2 separate regions of the Homo sapiens genome follow, and region 1 is linked to region 2. Evidence: chromatin contacts called from ENCODE Hi-C or POLR2A ChIA-PET data. All regions are on one chromosome and are shown on one strand. Each heading gives the region's core, a stretch centred on a gene start or an enhancer-like site at or near the end of the contact. The rest is flanking DNA. Distances are from core to core; before and after follow the strand shown.

Region 1 (4,694 bases), core at 55-2,554, 120 kb before region 2:
ACAAAAGTCTATGGCAGAAAACAAGAGGTTAATTACAAATAGAATTCATAAATGATGATTCTGAGAAAGAATAAGACAGAAAAGGTACAATAAAAGTATCACTAGAAAGTATTGTGTTTGTCAAAACCACTTTGGGCAAAGAAACAAATCTCAAATACTGCTAGTTAAGAGTTCAAATTGGGCGGGGTGCAGTGGCTCGTGCCTGTAATCCTAGCACTATGAGAGGCCGAGTCAGGTTGATCACCTGAGGTCAGGAGTTCAAGACCAGCCTGGACAATATGATGAAACCCCATCTCTACTAAAAATACAAAAATCAGCTGGGTGTGATAGCAGGAACCTGTAATCCCAACTACTCAGGAGGCTGAGGCAGGAGAATCGTTTGAACCTGGGGGGCAGAGGTTACAGTGAGCAGAGATCACACCACTGCATTCCAGCTTGGGCGACAGAGCGAGACTCCATCTCAAAAAAAAAAAAAAAAAGTTTAAATTGTCAACTATTTTCTAAAGCTAATTTTTAATTAGAAGAATTCAGAATTTAGAACTGGTGTTCCAAATTCTAAGAGTAAAATCATCATCATTATGAGGGCCTATATAAATTAATCAAGAGTCAGGTCCAAAAAGCATTGAGAATTTCAACGCACGTTAACAATTATCAGCCAGGCTCAATGGCTCACATCTGTAATCACACTTTGGGAGGCCAAGGCAGAAGCATCTCCTGAGCTCAGTAGTTCAAGACCAGCCTGGGCAAGATAGTGAGACCCTGTCTCTATTTTTTTTTTAATTTTTTAAATTACCAATCTTAACTTCAAGTTAACATTTAAATGAAGACAAGTATTTACAAGCTTTTTTTAATGTTTTGTGTATCTTTCCAGATTTTTTTTTTTTTTTTGAGACAGGGTCTCACTCTTGTTGCCCAGGCTGAAGTGCAATGACACGATCTCAGCTCACTACAACCTCTGCCTCCCAGGTTCAAGCGATTCTCCTGCTCAGCCTCCCGAGTAGCTAGGATTACAGGCACGCGCCACCAAGCCCAGCTAGTTTTGTACTTTTAGTAGAGACAGGGTTTTTCCACGTTGGTCCAGCTGGTCTCGAACTCCCAACCTCAGGTGATCCCCCTGCTTCGGCCTCCCAAAGTGCTGGGATTACAGGCATGAGCCACCGCACCCGGCCCAGATGCTAATTTTTATTACTGTGCTTTATGTTAGCTATGAAATCACTTAAAAATTACAAGAAGTCTTACATTTATTTCAGAGAAAATGACAAAAGAGGAAAGCAGGAAACCCATATGCATCCAGGCAGGACTGGGGAAAATGCTGACTTAAAAGACAAACAAGAGCAGCTCGGTACAGGGGAATTCCAGGGACCCACACACGAATGAGAAGGTGGCAAAAGTCAATAACAAGAATTGATTTCAGTGGCTTAATCAACAGAGGTCTCCATTCCCCAACAATTTCAAGTACCTTTTTTTTTAAATTTTAATTATTTGTTTTTTGTGTGTGTGGTTTTGTTGTTTTTTTTTTTGTTTGTTTGTTTTTGGTTTTTTTTTTTTTTTTTTTTTTTTTTTTGAGACAGAGTCTCGCTCTGTCACCCAGGCTGGAGTTCAGTGGCGGGATCTGGGCTCACTGCAACCTCTGCCTCCCGGGTTCAAGCAATTCTCCTGCCTCAGCCTCCCGAGTAGCTGGGACCACAGGCATGTGCCACCATACCCGGCTAATTTTTGTATTTTTAGTAGAAACGGGGTTTCACCATGTTGGCCAGGCTGGTCTTGAACTCCTGACCTCAGGTGATCCACCAGCCTTGGCCTCCTAAAGTGCTGGGATTACAGACGTGAGTCACCACGCCCGGCCTCAAATCCCTTTTTTACAGTCTATGAATTTTTACTCATTTTACAGAATTCCAAAATGAGTCCTATGGAAAGATCACAGAATAGGAGATACATCCTGGATTCTAATCTAGGCTCACACTAATCAGCTATGTGAAAACAATTCAGTTAACCTTCCAAAATCTGTATAAGGTTTAGATGATCACTAAGATCCATCTTCAAACCCTAAAATTATATTCTATAGGAGAATTTTATAACTTAAGTGTATCTTTTTCAACACATATGGCCAAAATTTATTAGGACCTGGTAAGTCCTTATGGGAGAACAAAATGCCAAATTATAAAATTGATTCTGGCTCGAGCGTGGTGGCTCACGCCTGTTATCCCAGCACACTGGGAGGTAGAGGCAGGCGGATCACTTGAGGTGAAATCAAGTTATCAAGTCCCTGTGATAACTCAAGTTTATGTTAATAGTCACTTAGACTGGGGCCCCCAACAGTCTCAGCACAGGGCCAGTAACAGGAAAAATCAAGTGATTAGAGGGTATGAACTTTCAGCCCCACCACCCATAGACCAATTGCTGAACACATGAAAGTGCTGGGAGGGTAGTACACCCAGACAGGGCATGGAAGCTCCACACACCACACCACCTCCCCTCACCTAATACCTCACCATTATCAATCTATTCACCTGTATCCTTTATAATAAAATCAGCAAATGTGTTTCCCTGAATTCTTTGAGCCATCCCAACAAATTGTTCAGACCCAATGGGGGTGGTTGCAGAAATCCTGGTTTGTAACCAGTGAGGAGTACTGGTGACTGGGACTGGCTATTGGCATCTGAAGTGAAAGCAGTCTTGTGGGACTGAACATTTAACCTGTGGGATCTGACCCTATCCCAAGCAGACAGTGTCAGAACTGAAATGAATTATAGGATACCCAGGTAGTGTCTGCTGGAGAACTGCTTTGAGGGGGAGAATCCAAATTATGTGGTTATAGAAGTGTTCTGTGTTGAGAGTAGAGAGGAAAAAAAGTGGGGTTTTTTTGTTTTTTTTTCTTTTACACAGGTCTTATAGTCTAGAAAAGTCAAAACACCTATAGGAATTACTTTAAATCAAAATGAACACAGCTTGCCTGAACCAAAAGTATAAATTACTATAAAAAATTTCATAAGTGAAAAGAAATTAACTAGTATTTATGAGAAAGATATTTTTAAATAAACTCTTAATCTGTGTGAAAATTTTCATTTATTTAATTTACTTTTGTAGAGAGGCAGGGTTTCACCATGTTGCCCAGGCTGTTCTCAAACTCCTGGCCTCAAGAGATTCTCCAGCCTCAGCCTCCCATAGTACTGGGATTATAGGTGTGAGCCACCATATCTGACCCAAGAGAGTCAATATGCTTTTTCTGAAAATGGTCATATTCTTAATCATACTGGCTCTTTGCATTCGCATTGTCTCATTATTTAGAGGCAAATATCTAGACAGTTACAGGTAGATCTTTGACCACTTGTAGTTGTGTTTTTTTGTGTTTTTTGTTTGTTTGTTTTGAGACAGTATTTCACTCTTCTTGCCCAGGCTGGAGTGCAATGGCACAATCTCGGCTCACCACAACCTCCACCCTCCCGGTTAAAGCGATTCTCCAGCCTCAGCCTCCCAAGTAGCTGGGATTAAGGTATGCACCACCACACCGGGATAATTTTGTATTTTTAGTAGAGACGGGGTTTCTCCATGTTGGTCAGGCTGGTCTCAAACTCCTGACCTCAGGTGATCCGCCCGCCTCGGCCTCCCAAAGTGCTGGGATTATAGGCGTGAGCCACCGCACCCAGGCAGTAGTTGTTTTATGTTTACACACTAGATCATGCTGGAGGGAAGGCCCATCAAAAAGCTCCCCTAACAAAATAACTTGACCAAAAAAATTGTATTACAACTTTTTATCAGAATACGCCGCTATTTTCCACTTTGCAGACTATTAAAGAAATCACTAGTGGCATATAATCTATCAAAAAAGTCCATTTCTAGCATCTGCTTCAAAAATTTATTCTTAGCACATCTTAAAAATAGACAATTTTAATAATTTGCACTCTCCTTGAATGTCTGTAAATGTACCTGTAAAAAACTATTCTATTTTTATTTATATAAGTTAAATCAACATTCCTTAGTGAGTCCTAATATATAACGATATTGCAAAATTCACATTCCTGAAATTGTAGTCATGAGCCATTCGAGTCTTATTTATATGAAAAAAAAAAAGCGTTCCAGATATATGAAAAGGCTTTGAAAAAATGTTCATAAGGAGAAAGTAAAGCAGGTTATCAGAAGAATAGTACAGAAACACGAAGTTTTCAGATTTTCTTAAATAAATGTTTCTTCATTTGCTATGTGCCCTTAGAATAATTTTCAGACTTTTAGTGTTTTTTGTTTTGTTTTGTTTTTGAGACAGAGTCTCACTCCTTCACCCAGGCTGGACTGCAGTGGCACGATCTCGGCTCCCTGCAACCTCTACCTCCCGGGTTCAAGTGATTCTCATGCCACCGCACCTAGCTAATTTTTGTATTTTTAGTAGAGACGGGGTTTGGGCCATGTTAGCTAGGCTGGTCTCGAATTCTTGACCTCAAGTGATCTGCCCACCTGTGCCTCCCAAAGTGCTGGGATTACAGGTGTGAGCCACCACGCCCGACCACGGTGTTTTGTTTTTTAATCGTTTTCCCCAGTTATACTTGTTCAGACTAAAACTCAATTGCAAGAGTCTGCAGCACTTGAGCTACAACCAGCTACCCTCCCCACATCCAATCTGGGCAGCTGTAATCAAGAAGACAGGTTTCTTCCCCTCTCTCATCTTCTAAACAAGGGGGGTACACCTTACTGGGAGAGGC
Region 2 (4,714 bases), core at 1,857-4,356:
ATTCAGGAGCAGGGTATTTAATTTCTATGTATTTGCATGGTTTTGGAGGTTCCTTTTGGAGTTGATTTCCAGTTTTATTCCACTGTGGTCTCAGAGAGTGTTTGATGTAATTACAGTTTTTTAAAATTTATTGAGGTTCGTTTTGTGGCCTATCATATGTTCTATCTTGGAGAAAGTTCCATGCGCTATTGAATAGAGTGTATATTCTGTGGTTGTTGGATGGAATGTTCTGTATATATCTGTTAAGTCCATCTGTTCTAGGGTATAGTTTAAATCTTTAAATCTATTGTTTCTTTATTGACTTTCTGTCTTGATGACCTATCTAGTGCTGTCAGTGGAGTATTGAGGTTACCCACTATTATTATTGTCAGAAATAAATTTTGTTGCTGCAGAAGGAATAGCACTCAAACATAAATTTTCTCAGCAAGGCAATTTTACTTCTATAGAGGGGTGTGTCTTGCAGATGGAGCAATGGCGAGAGCACACCTGAACAATGGAGGGGAAGGGGTTCTTATCTTTGATGGAAGTAGTCCCTACTGCTGTGTCAGTCCCCTATTGGCGAGTGTTGAACCACACAGTCTAAGCTAATTCCGACCGACTATTTTAAAGGAGCAGGGGTATGAGCCAGAGTGGCGGGGTGAGCAGTTTCGTCAGTAAAGACAGTTACGGAACAGGTGACTAAAGGTGACTCAGGTCAGAGCAGGTGACCAAGGTTGACTCAGGATGGAGCAGGTGACCAGGGGAACAGATGTGAACTACTGATTGGAACTGGTGGGAAGGTTGTTTACTGAAACTAGGGGCGAGGAGAAGAAGAGAATGAGGAAGTTAAACTTTAAAATGGAGAACAAAGAACTGAACATACTGACATACTGATTCTTTGAAGAGAAACTTAGAACTCACTGTATTTAACATTATGTTGCTGTCTATCTCTTTTCTTAGATTTATTAGTAATTGTTTTATAAATTTGGGAGCTCCAGTGTTAGGTGCATATATGTTTAGGATTATGATATTTTCTTGTTAGGCAAGGCCTTTTATCATTATATAATGTCCCTCTTTGTCTTTTTTAACTGCTGTTGCTTTAAAGTTTGTTTTGTCTAATATAAGAATAGCTATTCCTGCGTGCTTTTTGTATCCATTTGCATGAAATATCTTTTTCCACCCCTTTACGTTAAGTTTGTGTGAGTCCTCATACCCATATAAGATGGTTGGTGAATTCTTATTCATTCTGCAATTCTTTATCTTTTAAGTGGAGCATTTAGACCACTTACATTCAATGTTAGTATTGAGATGTGAGGTACCATTCCATTCATCATGTTATTTGTTGCCTGTATACCTTGATGTTTTTTTTTTAATTGTGTTTTTGTTTTATAGGTCTTGTGTGATTTATGTTCTAAAGAGGTTCTGTTTTGATGTGTTTCCAGGATTTGTGTCAAGATTTAGAGCTCCTTTTAACAGTTCTTGTACTGATGGGTTGGTAGTGGTAAATTCTCTCAGCATTTGTTTGTCTGAAAAAGACTGTATCTTTTCTTCATATATGAAGCTTAATTTTGCTGGATACAAAATTCTTGGCTGATAATTGTTTTGTTTGAGGAGGCTGAAGATATGGCCTCAGTCCCTTCTAGCTTGTAGGTTTTCTGCTGAGAAATCTGCTGTTAATCTGATAGATTTTCCTTTATGTGTTACCTGGTGCTTTTGTCTCTCAGCTGTTAAGATTCTTTCCTTCATCTTAACTTTAGATAACCTGATGACAATGTGTCTAGACGATGATCTTTTTGTGATGAATTTTCCAGGTGTTTTTGTGCTTCTTGCATTTGGATGTCTAGGTCTCTAGCAAGGTTGGGTAAGTTTTCCTCAATTATTCCCCCAAATATGTTTTCCAAACTTTTAAATTTCTCTCCTTTCTCAAGAACAGCAATTATTCTTATATTTGGTCATTTAACATAATCCCAGACTTCTTGGAGGCTTTGTTTATATTTTCTTATTCTTTTTTCTTTGTCTTTATTGGATTGGGTTAATTCAAAGACCTTGTCTTTGAGCTCTGAATTTCTTTCTTCTACTTGTTCAATTCTATTGCTGAGACTTTCCAGGGCATTTTGCATTTCTATAAGTGTGTCCATTGTTTCCAAAAGTTTTGATTGTTTTTTATTTATGCTATCTATTTCCTTGAATATTTCTCTCTTCACTTCTTGTATCATATTTTGGATTTGCTTACACTGGGCTTCACCTTTCTCTGCTGCCTCCCTGATTAGCTTAACAACTAACCACCTGAATTCTTTTTTGGGTAAATCTGGATTTCTTCTTGGTTTGGGTTCATTGCTGGTGAGCTAGTATGATTTTTTTGGGGGGTGTTAAACAACCTTGTTTTGTCATATTACCAGAGTTGGTTTTCTGGTTCCTTCTTATTTTGGTAGTTTCTGTCAGAGGGAAGGTCTAGGGCTGAAGGCTGTTGTTCAGATTCTTTTGTCCCATGGGGTGTTCCCTTGATGTAGTACTCTCCCCCTTTTCCTATGTATGTGGCTTCCTGAGAGCTGAGCTGTAGTGATTATTATAACTCTTCTGGATCTAGCGACCCAGCAAGTCTACCAGGCTCTGGGCCAGTACTGGAGGCTGTCTGCACAGAGTTCAGTGATGTGAACCGTCTGTGGGTCTCTCAGCTGTGGATATCAGCACCTGTTCTAGTGGAGGTGGCAGAGGGGTGAAATGGACTCTATGAGGGTTCTTAGCTTTGATGGTTTAATGCCCTACTTTTATGCTGGTTGCCTCCTGCCAGGAGGTGGCGCTTTCCAGAGAGCATCAGCTGTGGTAGTATGGAGAGGAACAGGCAGTGGGTGGGGCCCTAGAACTCCCAAGAATGTATGCCCTTTGTCTTCAGTTACCAGGGTGGGTAGGGAAGGACCATCAGATGGGGCAGGGCTAGGCGTGTCTGAGCTCAGACTCTCCTTGGGCGGGTCTTGCTGTGGCTGCTGTAGGGGATGGGGCTGAGGTTCCCAGGTCAATGGAGTTGTGTACCTAGGAGGATTATGGCTGCCTCTTTTGTGTCATGCACGTTGTCAGAGAGGTTGGGGAAAGCTGGCAGTCACAGGCCTCACCCAGCTCCCACGCAATCCAAAGGGCTGGTCTCACTCCCACTGTGCAACCCTACAACAGCACCTAGTCTGTTTCCAGGCAGTGGGAGAGCAGAGCTAAAAACTTGCCCCAGGCTACCCGCCTCCTAGCTGTGAAAGCAAATATGCCTTTCCTTCTACCCCAGCCTGTGGAGTCTGCACACTGGATTCACACCCTCCCCTGAGTTCTGGCCAGGAGGCTTCTCTATCAGTTCAAATTGTTACAGAGTTCAGCTGGAGATTTCCTTCTCCCTGTGGCCTTGGCCCAGCACCTCTGGCCGCTCTCCTGGAGGACCCCTGTGAGACCAGGCAGAAACAGGTTGCTAGGGGACCCAGGGAGCTCCCAGGGGTTTTCCTGCTGCTTCCTCTACCCCTGTATTTCACTCAGCTCGCTAAACTGACTCAGTTCCAGATAGGGTCGAAATCTTCTCCCATAATCTAGGCCTTCAGTTTCCCCAGTGGGTGTGTTCGGGGTGGACCATCTCCCTTTCCCACTTCCACAGTTTTGGCACTCACAGTATTTGAGGTGTCTCCCTGGTCCTGCAGGAGCAATCTGCTTCCTTCAGGAGGTCTGTGGGTCCTCTCCTGAGAGGACCTGATTTATTCCTGCAGTTGTTCTGGGGCAAAAATTCACGATGTCAGCTTCCATGTGCTGCCTCTACTTTAAAAAAAGAGAAAAAAATACTATCACCTGATACACAGTCCATACTCAGTTTTCACTGATTATTTCAATGTTATCCTTTGTAGCAACACTATCCTGCCAGAACCAAGATTCTATCTTGTCCCTTTAGTCTCCTTTACTCTAGAACACTTACTCAGCCTTTCACTGAAACTAAGACATATTAATTTTTATTAATCAGGAAACATAAGGCCAGGTGCGGTGGCTCACTTCTAACCCCAGCACACTGGGAGGCCGAGGTGGGAAGATCACTTGAGGTCAGGAGTTTGAGACCAGCCTGGCCAACATGGCAAAACCCCATTTCTACTAAAAAATACAAAAAACTAGCTGGGCATGGTGGCACATGCCTATAGTCCCAGCTACTCAGGAGGCTGAGGAGGGAGAACCGCTTGAGCCCAGGAGGCAGAGGTAACAGTGAGCCGAGATAGTGCCACTGCACTCCAGCCTGGGCAATAGAGCGAGACTCTGTCTCCATTAAAAAAAGAAAGAAAGAAAGAAAAAGAAAGAAGAAAGAAAGAAAGAAAGAAAGAAAGAAGAACAAATACATAAATACAAGTAATGAGACATATGCTAGGGGTGAATATTTTAAATATCATTTCATTTTATAACAGGAGGCCTTTGCAATAGTTCATGTGTGAAAAAATGAGAACCATTCTCTTTTCTTTTTTTTTTTTTGAGATGGAGTCTTCCTCTTATCACCCAGGCTAGAGTGCAATAGCATGATCTTGGCTCACCGCAACCTCCGCCTCCCGGGTTCAAGCGATTCTCCTGCCTCAGCCTCCCAAGTAGGTGGGATTACAGGCATGTGTCACAATGCACAGCTAATTTTTGTGTTTTTAGTAGAGACGAGGTTTCACCATATTGGCCAGGCTGGTCCTGAACTCCTGACCTCAGGTGATCCACCCACCTCGGCCTCCCAAATTGCTGGGAT

The links. A loop is a pair of places that touch in the nucleus more often than their neighbours do. ChIA-PET counts read pairs that join two places held with the same protein, here RNA polymerase II (POLR2A). Pooled maps may share reads with other maps.
Region 1: a loop to region 2 is called in a pooled map, with 5 times the contacts of the local background. The contact joins two enhancer-like sites. A Hi-C loop is called at or near these places in 3 of 168 maps with a recorded cell type or tissue (Caco-2, MCF 10A and mammary epithelial cell) and 7 of 50 pooled maps. POLR2A ChIA-PET finds 5 or more read pairs at or near these places in 4 of 52 experiments (Caco-2, T-cell, activated T-cell and 1 more).

Annotation. Positions count from the first base shown.
Region 1 is chr5:57,216,246-57,220,939 of GRCh38, reverse strand. All of the region lies in intron 3 of GPBP1 (GC-rich promoter binding protein 1), which reads right to left. Among named protein-coding and RNA genes, the nearest start is that of GPBP1, 45 kb to the right of the region's middle. Within about 2 kb of position 1,304, at least 5 of the 41 ENCODE cell types and tissues checked have a DNase peak (open chromatin) inside an H3K27ac peak, as active enhancers do.
Region 2 is chr5:57,093,668-57,098,381 of GRCh38, reverse strand. No RefSeq gene overlaps it. Among named protein-coding and RNA genes, the nearest start is that of GPBP1, 78 kb to the left of the region's middle. RefSeq lists silencers at 374-574, 2,846-2,966 and enhancers at 2,589-3,088, 4,115-4,616. Within about 2 kb of position 3,106, at least 2 of the 41 ENCODE cell types and tissues checked have a DNase peak (open chromatin) inside an H3K27ac peak, as active enhancers do.